2 separate regions of the Homo sapiens genome follow, and region 2 is linked to region 1. The links are chromatin contacts, found by Hi-C or POLR2A ChIA-PET in ENCODE. All regions are on one chromosome and are shown on one strand. The core of a region is the stretch at or near the end of the contact, and the rest is flanking DNA. Distances in the headings are between cores, read along the strand shown.

Region 1 (4,819 bases), core at 2,065-4,564:
GTAAAATCAACAAAACTTCGCAAGCAACAAGAGGTAGGGTGTGAGAGAGAAGGGAGAAGGTTTTAGTAACGCTTCATTTCTAGTGCCCTAGTCTGGCTAAGTGGGTGAACAGTCGTGTCCATAAACAATGGAAGCCTTGCTATCTGCATAGAGGAGGCTAAGTAATCACTGGGGACCAGCAACCCCAGCCTGGCACCTTGATCCAGCCCAACGATGAGGCTTGAGCTTGAATCTCTCTTCCTAACTGTCCAGTTGCCCTGTCTAGGGCCCTGTGCTTCTCCAGGCTGGGGCCCTACCTTACTCCTTGCTTTGATCTCCTTGGAGATCTCCTGGGGATAGTCACTGTCCTGGTGCCCCTGTCCTATTTGAACAGAACCACAACTGCCATTCTGCTAGTCAGCCTTCCCGCATTTTCTCTCCTACCAGGAGATGGGGCTCATTTTCAGTCATTCTTCTTAAATATTTTTCTTTTCAAATTTAATGTCGGGCTGGCTCAAAAAAGTAATTTTAGCAATACCAAAGCATTCATATTTTCCTTCTAGTGCCAAAATTATATTTCTTGCAAATAATTCCTTTTACTAAGTACAAATGTCCAGCATACAGCAAAAAGTGTTAGTCACATTTATTCACATTTCTAGAATAATTGGTAGTTTTCAAGGCACTTTCATGATTTCTCACTGCTCTAAAGGCAAGGTCCCAATTCCTGCCTTGATATGCCGGGCTCTTGGTGCCTGGAGCCCTCCCTACCTCATTGCCCCATTTCCCTCCATCCTGCCTCAGACTCTGCTTTCCATTCAGACCCATGGCTCCGACCTGCACCGTGCTCTCTTCCCCTTGCCTCTGACTGCACCTGTGCATAGGCTGTATCTTCCATCTGGAAAGCCTCTCCCCACCTTTCACACCCTGTTCTGTTCTTTACTGCCAGCATCTCCTCCAGGAACACTTTCCAGCCCAGCCCAGCCTGACCCCAGGCTAAGATTGGTACCCTCCTGACTTGGGGTCTCATAGCAAATTTACTCATTTTTTCCTGCCCCTGGCCACACTACTGCCCAGTCCCACACTGGACTGTAGGGCCTGCCTGCCTCCCTGCCACTAGAGTATGAGCAACTTGTGGGCACATTCTGTGTCTTTTTCATCCTTTTCAGTTTTCTCCTTGCAGAGTCTAGAGCACAAGATGGATAAGTAGTACAGTATCTTATTCTTACTCCTGGCAATAGGGTTTGGTTCTGTGTCCCCAACCAAATCTCATGTTGAATTGTGATCCCAAGTACTGGAGGTGGGGCCTGGTGGGAGATGATTGGATCACAAGGGTGGTTTCTAGTGGTTTAGCACCATTCCCCTAGTGCTGTCTTGTGAGTAAGTTCTCATGAGATCTGGTTGTTTGAAAGTATGTAGCACCTCCCCATTCTCTCTCTCTTCCTCCCGCTCCAGCCATGTAGGATGTGCCGGCTTACCCTTTGCTTTCTGCCATGATTGTTAAGTTTCCTGAGGCCTACCTGGCCTTGCTTCTTGTACACCCTGTGTAACTGTGAGTCAATTAAACCTCTTTTCTTTATAAATTACCCAGTCTCAGATAGTTCTCTATAGCAATGTGAGAACAGACTAATACACTTGGTAACAGGGGTGAACAGGGGCCTCAAAAAGCTATGTCCAAGTCCTAAGCCTCCCCACCTCCACCCACCCCACCCCCATTCAGTATCTGTGAATGTGACCTTATTTGGAAATAGGATTTTGCAGGTGTAATTAAGGATCTCGGCATGTGATCATGCTGGATTTACAACAGGCTCTAAATTCAAGGATGGTGAGAGAAAGGAACAGGGACCTTTCAGACACACAGACACAGACAGACACACAGGGATAAAGCCTTGTGCAGACAGAGGCAGAGACTGGAGCGATCCGTCCACAAGCCAAGGATCACTAAGGATGGTCAGAGCCGCCGGAAGCTAAGAGAGAGGCAAGGACGGACTCTTCCCCGGAACCGCCTGGGGGACCACCCCTGCTGACTTCTTGCTTTCAGACTTCTGGTCCCCAGAATTGTAAGAGAATAAATTTCTCTTGTTTTCAGCCACCATGTTTGCGGTAATCAGTTACAGCAGCTCTAGGAAACAGAAATAAGGGGATCACTGTGAAGTGCAATATGAACACACATATGATGCCTATATACCTGAGTCAAAGTATTTTCTGTTTATGATTTGGTTTCCTTTTGGAAATCCCCTTAAATGTCTAAACTGCTTCACCACCACCCCTCAAGTAAGTGCCCCCTTCCCAGCCTCACCCCCAAGCGGGGTAAATCACCCAATGTGGTCTAGTCAGCATTCTACTGGCCTAAGCCAGCTCATGCTCTTGACTTGGCTGCCCTGTTTCTCCCACTTTCCCCTTATCTGTTACATCCCACTCCCCAGCGTGGAGTCCAGTTGGATTCCATGACTTTGTGTAGCCTCTGCATCTGTGACACCTGTTCGTTCACTCCCAGTCCTCTCGACCTGCAAGTTCCTCCTTTCTTCCACATCCAACCCCAGGAGCAGCTCTTGCAAGTTCCAGGATGCCCCCACCCCCAATCCTGATCTCACTGCCCTCCCAAGTAGGTCCTCTTAAGAGCCCAACTCCCAGCACAGAGCATCTGTGAGCATGTCATGAGTAAACACATTTTCCTGCACAATCAATACACTGATGATGGTGTTGTTAATTTCGAGCAGTAGTAATTAAAGAAGGAGGACCTTTTCTTGTCTATCTACAACACATTTTCAGGTTTGAAATCACACATGTTATCTTTAACAAACCCATTTCTCCTCAAGACATTTTCTTACTTACTTCATCAGACACTTGAGAGCTATCCGAATAAAAATGAAAATATGCTGGCCTCCAGGAATGGTATCTTTCCTGATACCTAATTAAAGCAAAAGTCAATATCTAGTCCCACCATAACTGATTTGCTAATTGTGCTGAGGTAGGTAATATTCTTACTCTTTAAGTCAACTACCACCCATCTCTACCCTGAAAAAAATTATTAGATTTTTTGCAGTGAAAGCAAACCAAATGAAGGCATTTCACATTCCTGGGACACTGCAGGTATTTTTATTATTAGGAATGTGTCTATGCAAAATAAGAGGCATGCCAATTAGCAACATGATTAGTTTTCTCCATGACGGGGGGAAAGGCACCATTGAGAACTCCATAGTTTATTGTTGTAATTTTGACACAACTCAGTAGTTTTCCAGAAGGTCAGAGGGCCTGAGGCAGATGGTGGGCTTCCTCTGATTCACCACAGTGACGTCCTTCCTGGCCAGGCCCCGAGCCCTGGTTCAGGCCATTTTTATCTTCCCTCCTGCGACTGCCAAAGCCTCACGCCCGGCCAGCCTGCCACTTCCCACAGCCTCTCCGTCCATCCGCCTAGAGATGCAGAGCCACCTCTCACATAGCTGATGATGTCACTGTCATGTTTAAAACTTTCCTCTCACCTTTGCCTTGGGGATAAAATCTGAACCCCGAGACCCATTCTCTCTGAGTCACATCCGCCTCACACGCTCTCTGGCAGCAAGAGACACCTGAACTCAAACCACATCAAAGTAATTTGTGTTTCCAGCTCATTTCACTCAGAGCCAATTTGCAGCATTTCATAAATGAAGGGGTTTTCTTGTTGTTCATTATGCCTATAGCCCTCTGTTTTATTTACTCTTGAACACTTCGGTCACTTTGCCTTTGCATTTTGTTATAATGTAACCTACTTGTTTAATTTGTTTTATTGTTTTTAAAATCCTGAAAAGACTAAACAATAATAAGCCCCTGAAAAGTGTGCAAAAACACACACACACAAAGGTGTACTGATGGTATTGTGGTTATGGGGTAGATTGTCCTTATTCATAGGAGACCTTTGCTGGAATTTTGGGCTGAGGTGTCATCATGTCTGCAGTTTACAAATGTTCAGCTAAAAGAAAAACTGAGTGTGAGAGAGTGAGACAATGTGGAAATTTTTCAAAATAAAAAGTTGGGGGGAATGGGGAAAGTGAATTGAATTTTAAGTAAATTCATCATTCAACAATTTGATCCTACATGAGCCAGCCTTTGGGAAGCAATGACTTTTAGCACCCTTGCCTCCTTATTCCACTCCCTCTGCCTGAATCCCTTGGTAAATCTAAGGCCCCAGTCCAAATACCTCCATGATCTTTCACTTGCTCTTTGCAGGCCAATCTAATCTCTCCCTCCTTTACAGTAATATTCTATCGTCCATACTCTTCATTCCTACAATGTTAATATTGCATTTTGGGTTGCTGTCAGCTTCCCGTGAGCAATTTGAGAGCTCCTAGTGCCTAGGATAGGGCCAGGCATACAAAACGTGTTCAAATATGTCATCCTAGAGGAAATCAGTGAGGAAATGAGTAAAACCATGCCATCTATTTTATACAGAATGACATATATTTTTTTGAAACACAGTCTTACTCTTTTGTCCAGGCTGGAGTGCAGTGGTGCGATCTTGGCTCACTGCAACCTCCACCTCCTGGGTTCAAGTGATTCTCGTGCCTCAGCCTCCCAACTAGCTGGGATTACAGGCGCATGCCACCATGCCTGGCTAATTTTTGTATTTTTAGCAGAGACAGCGTTTTGCCATGTTGGCCAGGTGGTCTCAAACTCCTGACCTCAGGTGATCCTCCTGCCTTGGCCTCCCAAAGTGCTGGAATTACAGGCGTGAGCTACCATGCCCAGCCTTCTTTTATCCACTAGGGTACTTGAGAAAATGAGGCAATATGAATTGAAACTGGGCCCACAAAAGCTCACACTTAGAGAGCCTGAGAATTCAGGGCTCTGCAAGTAAGAGAAATGG
Region 2 (4,997 bases), core at 2,498-4,997, 240 kb after region 1:
GCCCTCCCTGCACCAGAAAGAAAGGAACATTATCACCAAAGAGGGAGAGTCAAGGCCGAGAGAAATCTGTACAAACAACTCTTGTTAGACTAACCTTTATTTCCTTTAGTTTTCCCATATAAATATACTTTTTCAAAATTACTATTTTTGTTCAACCTAGTATATGAGCACTTAGGCCTAACCATTTTGGGGGGTCTCGATTTTCCTGTAAGGGCTTCCAAGTACGTGCAAAACTATTAAATAAAATTTATATGTGTGTGTGTGTGTGTGTGTGTGTGTGTATATATATATATATATATGATTATTATTATTTTTTGAGACAGGGTCTCATTCTGTTACCCAGGCTGGAGTGCACTGGCACAATCATGCCTCACTGAAGCCTCAATCTCCCAGGTTCAAGTGATCCTCCTACCTCAGTCTCCCGAGCAGCTGGCACTACAAGCATGCACCACCACATATGGCTGTTTTTTTTGTATTTTTTGTACAGACAGGGTTTTGCCATGTTGCCCAGGCTGGTCTCGAACTCCTGGGCTCAAGCGATCCACCTGCCTTGGCCTCCCAAAGAGCTGGGATTACAGGTGTGAGCCACTGTGCCCAGCCAATTAATATGTTTTTCTCGTTAATCTGTCTTATGTCAACTTAATTCTCAGGCCCAGCTGGAGACCCTAAGATGGTAGAGGTTAAGTTTTGCCCCCTCTACAATAATAAAATCCTTGAAGACAGGGACACTGTTTTAGATTCTTTTTTATCCCATGATTTCTAACAGAAAAACATCTTAAGCACCTTGTAAACTTAGGGTTTGAAGGATGACTAAATCTTTCATCCCAAAGTGATCCACAATCCTGATTATTTGTAGACTGTGAAATGTACTTTTCTTTTGTACCATTAGGCATGTGAAAATGTAAATGGTGTGGTCCTTGAAGCAAAGAGAAAAGTAAATGATACACCAGAGTCTCAGGCTGGACCCGCAAGTCAATAAAACAGGTAATAAATTCAGCTGAGCAGATACAGACAAGGGTAACCTACAGCTCTGAGGCTTGGATGCCTCTGAAGCTCAGAGACCCTCTACTCACATACCAAGGAGGGGACAGGTTTTCGCATTCCATTTTTTAGTTTCAGAAACTGCGGCCTGATCTATCACGTTGGAAGGAGGGAAGAGCTGTAAAGTGAATGTAAAGATTTCGCTGTCTTTGGAGCAAATATAGATAAAATTTGGTGAGTTTATTGAGTTTATGATGCAACTCCATTTTAACTATCTAGAGAAGGTGGAAGCCAGAGTGGACCTACCAGTCCAACCCACTCAGCCTTCAAGAGAGGAAGATCAAATCTCTCCTCTGGAGTGTCTAGCTCTTGGAGAGTGAAATAGACATTCTTTCTTTCCTGCAACTGAGCTCAAGGTGAAGACTTTGCTCACTGCAGCTGGTGTAAGCCTCCCCACACCCCTGCACCTCAGCTAAAATTGCAATCAGATCAACAGTGGTGTAATTTTTTTAAAAAGAGATGGGGTCTTGCTCTGTGACCTAAGCTGGAGTGTAGTAGTACAATTATGGCTCACTGCAGACTCAACCTCCCAGGCTCAAGCAAACCTCCTACCTCAGTCTCCCCATTAGCGGGACTACAGGCACACATCTGGCTAATTTTTTAACTTTTTGTAGAGATGGGTATCTCACTACCTTGCCCAGGGTGGTCTTGAACTCCTGGGCTGAGTCGATCCTCCCACCTCGGCCTCCCAAAGTCCTGGGATTATAAGCATGAGTCACTGCACCCAGCTGGCTGGTGTCATTATTAAGAACAATTTTTGTATCCCTCCTCGTGCTTACCCATATTCTCCGAGTTGCATTCAGCTGTGTACTTTTTTACAATGAGAAATTTAAAACCAGCCGGGCGCGGTGGTTCACGCCCGTAATCCCAGCAATTTGGGAGGCCAGGGCGGGTGGATCACTTGAGGTCAGTACTTCAAGACCCACCTGGCCAACATGGTGAAACTCCATCTCTACTGAAAATACAAAAATTAGCCAGGCGTGTTGGCGGGCGCCTGTAATCCCAACTACTTGGGAGGCTGAGGCAGGAGAATCGCTGGAACCCAGGGGTGGAGGTTGCAATAAGCTGAGATCACACCAGTGCACTCCAGCCTGGGTGACAGAGCAAGACTCCGTTAAAAAAAAAAAAGTAAAAAATAAGGAATTAAAAAAAACAAAACGCTTTACAGAAAATAAAAATATATAAAAATATTGAGCACTACTTGAAAACTTTCTATTGAAACCATCCCCACTGTGTTGACAAAAATTTCATGCCAAGTTCTAGGCAGAAATATAGTTATAATTAAGCATTAATCAGGCTGTACTTTGGCCCACTTCCTTGTTGCTAAAAGTCACCTAGCACTACATACTGACCATTTGCATTCCCATTGTTCCTATAGACAGGATCTCTGACATTAGAATCATAAGCTTTCTGTTTAAGGATCGCTTAAGATATTTTTCAGACCTTGAATTCCAGCTACCAGTTTGAAGATCCCCAGAGAGGAATGGGGTCAGCTTAAGAATACAGGTTCTTCAACGCCCTGTCCCATGACTTCACCCTGCACTCTTCAATCAACGATCTCCACACTATAGCCCTCTCCAAAACCCTTAAAAACCTTGACCCCAAATTCCTCAGGGAGATGGATTTGAGGTTTCCTCCCATCTCCTCCTTTGGCGACTCCACGATTACACCTCTTTCTCTGCTGCAACCCTGGTGTCTGGGCGTATTGACTTGCTATGTGCACGAGTCAACGAACCTAATAGTGTTACATCATTTTCAAAAACAGTATTTACACCGTTGCACCTGTGGAACAGATGAAAGGACACGAATAAAAATAACTCAGGCCAGGTGCGGTGGCTCACGCCTGTAATCCCAGCACTTAGCGAGGCCGAGGCAAGTGGATCACGAGGTCAGGACTTCGAGACCAGCCTGGACAACATGGTGAAACCTCGTCTCTACTAAAAATACAAAGAGTTGCCGGGCACGGTGGCTCACGCCTGTAAGTAATCCCAGCACTTTGGCAGGCTGAGGCGGGTGTATCACCAGAGGTCAGGAGTTCAAAGCCAGCCTGGCTAACATGGCCAAACACTGTCTCTACTAAAAATACAAAGATTAGCCAGGTGTGGTGGTGGGCGCCTGTAGTCCCAACTACTCGGGAGGCTGAGGCAGGAGAATCTGTTGAACCCGAAAGGCGGAGGTTGCAGTGAGCCGAGATTGCGCCACTGCACTCCAGCCAGGGCTACAAGAGCGAGACTCCGCCTCAAAAAAAAAATCCAAAAAAACAACAAAAAAACACAAAGATTAGCTGGGCGTGGTGGCGGGCGCCCCTAATCCCAGCTACTCGGGAGGACGAGGCAGGAGAATCGTTTCAACTAAGCAGCGGGAGGTTGCAGTGAGCCGAGATCGCTCCATTGCACTCCAACCTGGGTGACAGAGCGAGACTCCGACTCAAAAAAACCAAACAAACAAACGAAAACTCAGTGGGAGTGTCTTCACTATGCAGTCGTCTATTCAGCAACCTTGACAACAAGCTCTGGCACTCAGTTTCTATTTCCCGGGAGTTGCCCAGCGCTCCGCCCACGCCCGCTTGCAGAACTCGCCCCGCCTCCGCCCCACCCATCGTGTGACGTCACCATATCGGTCCCGCCCCTCTACTTCGCGTTGCTCCCGGGACTGTCAACCGCGTCCGGAAGCCCCGCCTTTTCGCCCCCGCCCGCATGCGCGGGCGCACACGAATGCGGGCGCACACGAATGCGGGCGCACACGAATGCGGGCGCACCCTTGAGTCCCCTCCACAACCGCGGTTTGATCCCAGCGGTCCAGTCGGCCGGTGCTGCCCATCCGTCCCGCCCCCTAGACGCACGTCCGCTCGCCCGGCGCCCGAGCCAGTCCGCGCGCACGCCGTCTGCGCCCCGAAAGCCCCGCCCCAAGGCGCGCCCGCCCACCGCTCTCCACGTGCTCGCTGGAGGGCGGTGCGAGGGGCCGAGCCGACAAGATGTTCTTGCTGCCTCTTCCGGCTGCGGGGCGAGTAGTCGTCCGACGTCTGGCCGTGAGACGTTTCGGGAGCCGGAGTCTCTCCACCGCAGACATGACGAAGGTGAGAGGCGGCGGCTCGCTCATGGTCCGCCGCTGGGGCCCTGCCCGTGGGCTACTGGGGCTGCGGGGCTGGTCGAAGCCGCGGTGTCCTGGGCGCCCAAGCCAAGTTGCAAAAATCAGTTTAAAAGAAAAATTCTCTCCTTGCGGGGATCGGCCTAGGCCGCTGAGGACCCCAGCGGTCGTATTGAGGGCGCGATTCCCCTGCTCGGGGCTAGGGGGTGATGGTTGTAGCCGCCCTTTACCCGGCTCCACTCGGCCGCGCACTTGCTCCAGTCGTCACCCGCGGTCCTGGCAGTAACCCGGGGAAAGACGCGGCGGTGGGGCTCCCATCCGAGCTTGGAGGAAGCCCGAGTTTGCCAAGGTGAAAGGGTTTCTGAGGTCCCAGAGTCACAGGGCTCCTTCCCCCGCGGAAGTGAAAGGTCAGGGAGTTAAGTAGCTTGGAAGGGTTTCTAGAGGAAAAGCATGCCTCTCTAGAGAAAAGGGCTTTGGGGAGAGACCCACGTTTCCCAGAATTAAGAGCATCTTCCAGAAGAAAAGTGAACTCCAAAAAATTACGAAGGTCGCTCTTCAGATGTGAAGGATCTGCAAAGGGAATGGCTCTCGGAACCAGCACAAGCTTGGGAGTCATGCCTAAGCACCAGAAAGAGATGACTGTCCCTGCAGAAGAACGTTCTAGGGGGAGCTTGAGCTCCAGTCTCCTGCAGGTATCTCAGTGGTGGAGGGACCAGTCGCCTGACCAGTGCTATCTCCAGTACTGTGCCACAGCCTACCCAGATAACAGTTGCTCAGTTGGCTCCATTGATTCCCGGGGAGTGAACAATCTTAGGGAAGTTAGAACCTGGCAGAGTTACCAATGCCAAGGAAGGCCGTTTTCTTTGGTG

The links. A loop is a pair of places that touch in the nucleus more often than their neighbours do. ChIA-PET counts read pairs that join two places held with the same protein, here RNA polymerase II (POLR2A). Pooled maps may share reads with other maps.
Region 2: a map of naive thymus-derived CD4-positive, alpha-beta T cell shows a loop between it and region 1 (13-fold over the local background). The contact joins the promoter of LAP3 here to the enhancer-like site in region 1. A Hi-C loop is called at or near these places in 5 of 168 maps with a recorded cell type or tissue (CD4-positive, alpha-beta memory T cell, CD8-positive, alpha-beta T cell, GM12878 and 1 more) and 13 of 50 pooled maps. POLR2A ChIA-PET finds 5 or more read pairs at or near these places in 2 of 52 experiments (GM12878 and activated CD4-positive, alpha-beta T cell).

Annotation. Positions count from the first base shown.
Region 1 is chr4:17,333,322-17,338,140 of GRCh38, forward strand. No RefSeq gene overlaps it. Among named protein-coding and RNA genes, the nearest start is that of SNORA75B, 15 kb to the left of the region's middle. Within about 2 kb of position 3,315, at least 6 of the 41 ENCODE cell types and tissues checked have a DNase peak (open chromatin) inside an H3K27ac peak, as active enhancers do.
Region 2 is chr4:17,573,451-17,578,447 of GRCh38, forward strand. It overlaps LAP3 (leucine aminopeptidase 3), which reads left to right and starts at 3,748. Exons shown (of 13, transcript NM_015907.3): 1 at 3,748-4,117. The coding sequence starts at 4,016. RefSeq lists enhancers at 3,396-3,755, 4,096-4,295 and a silencer at 3,816-4,025.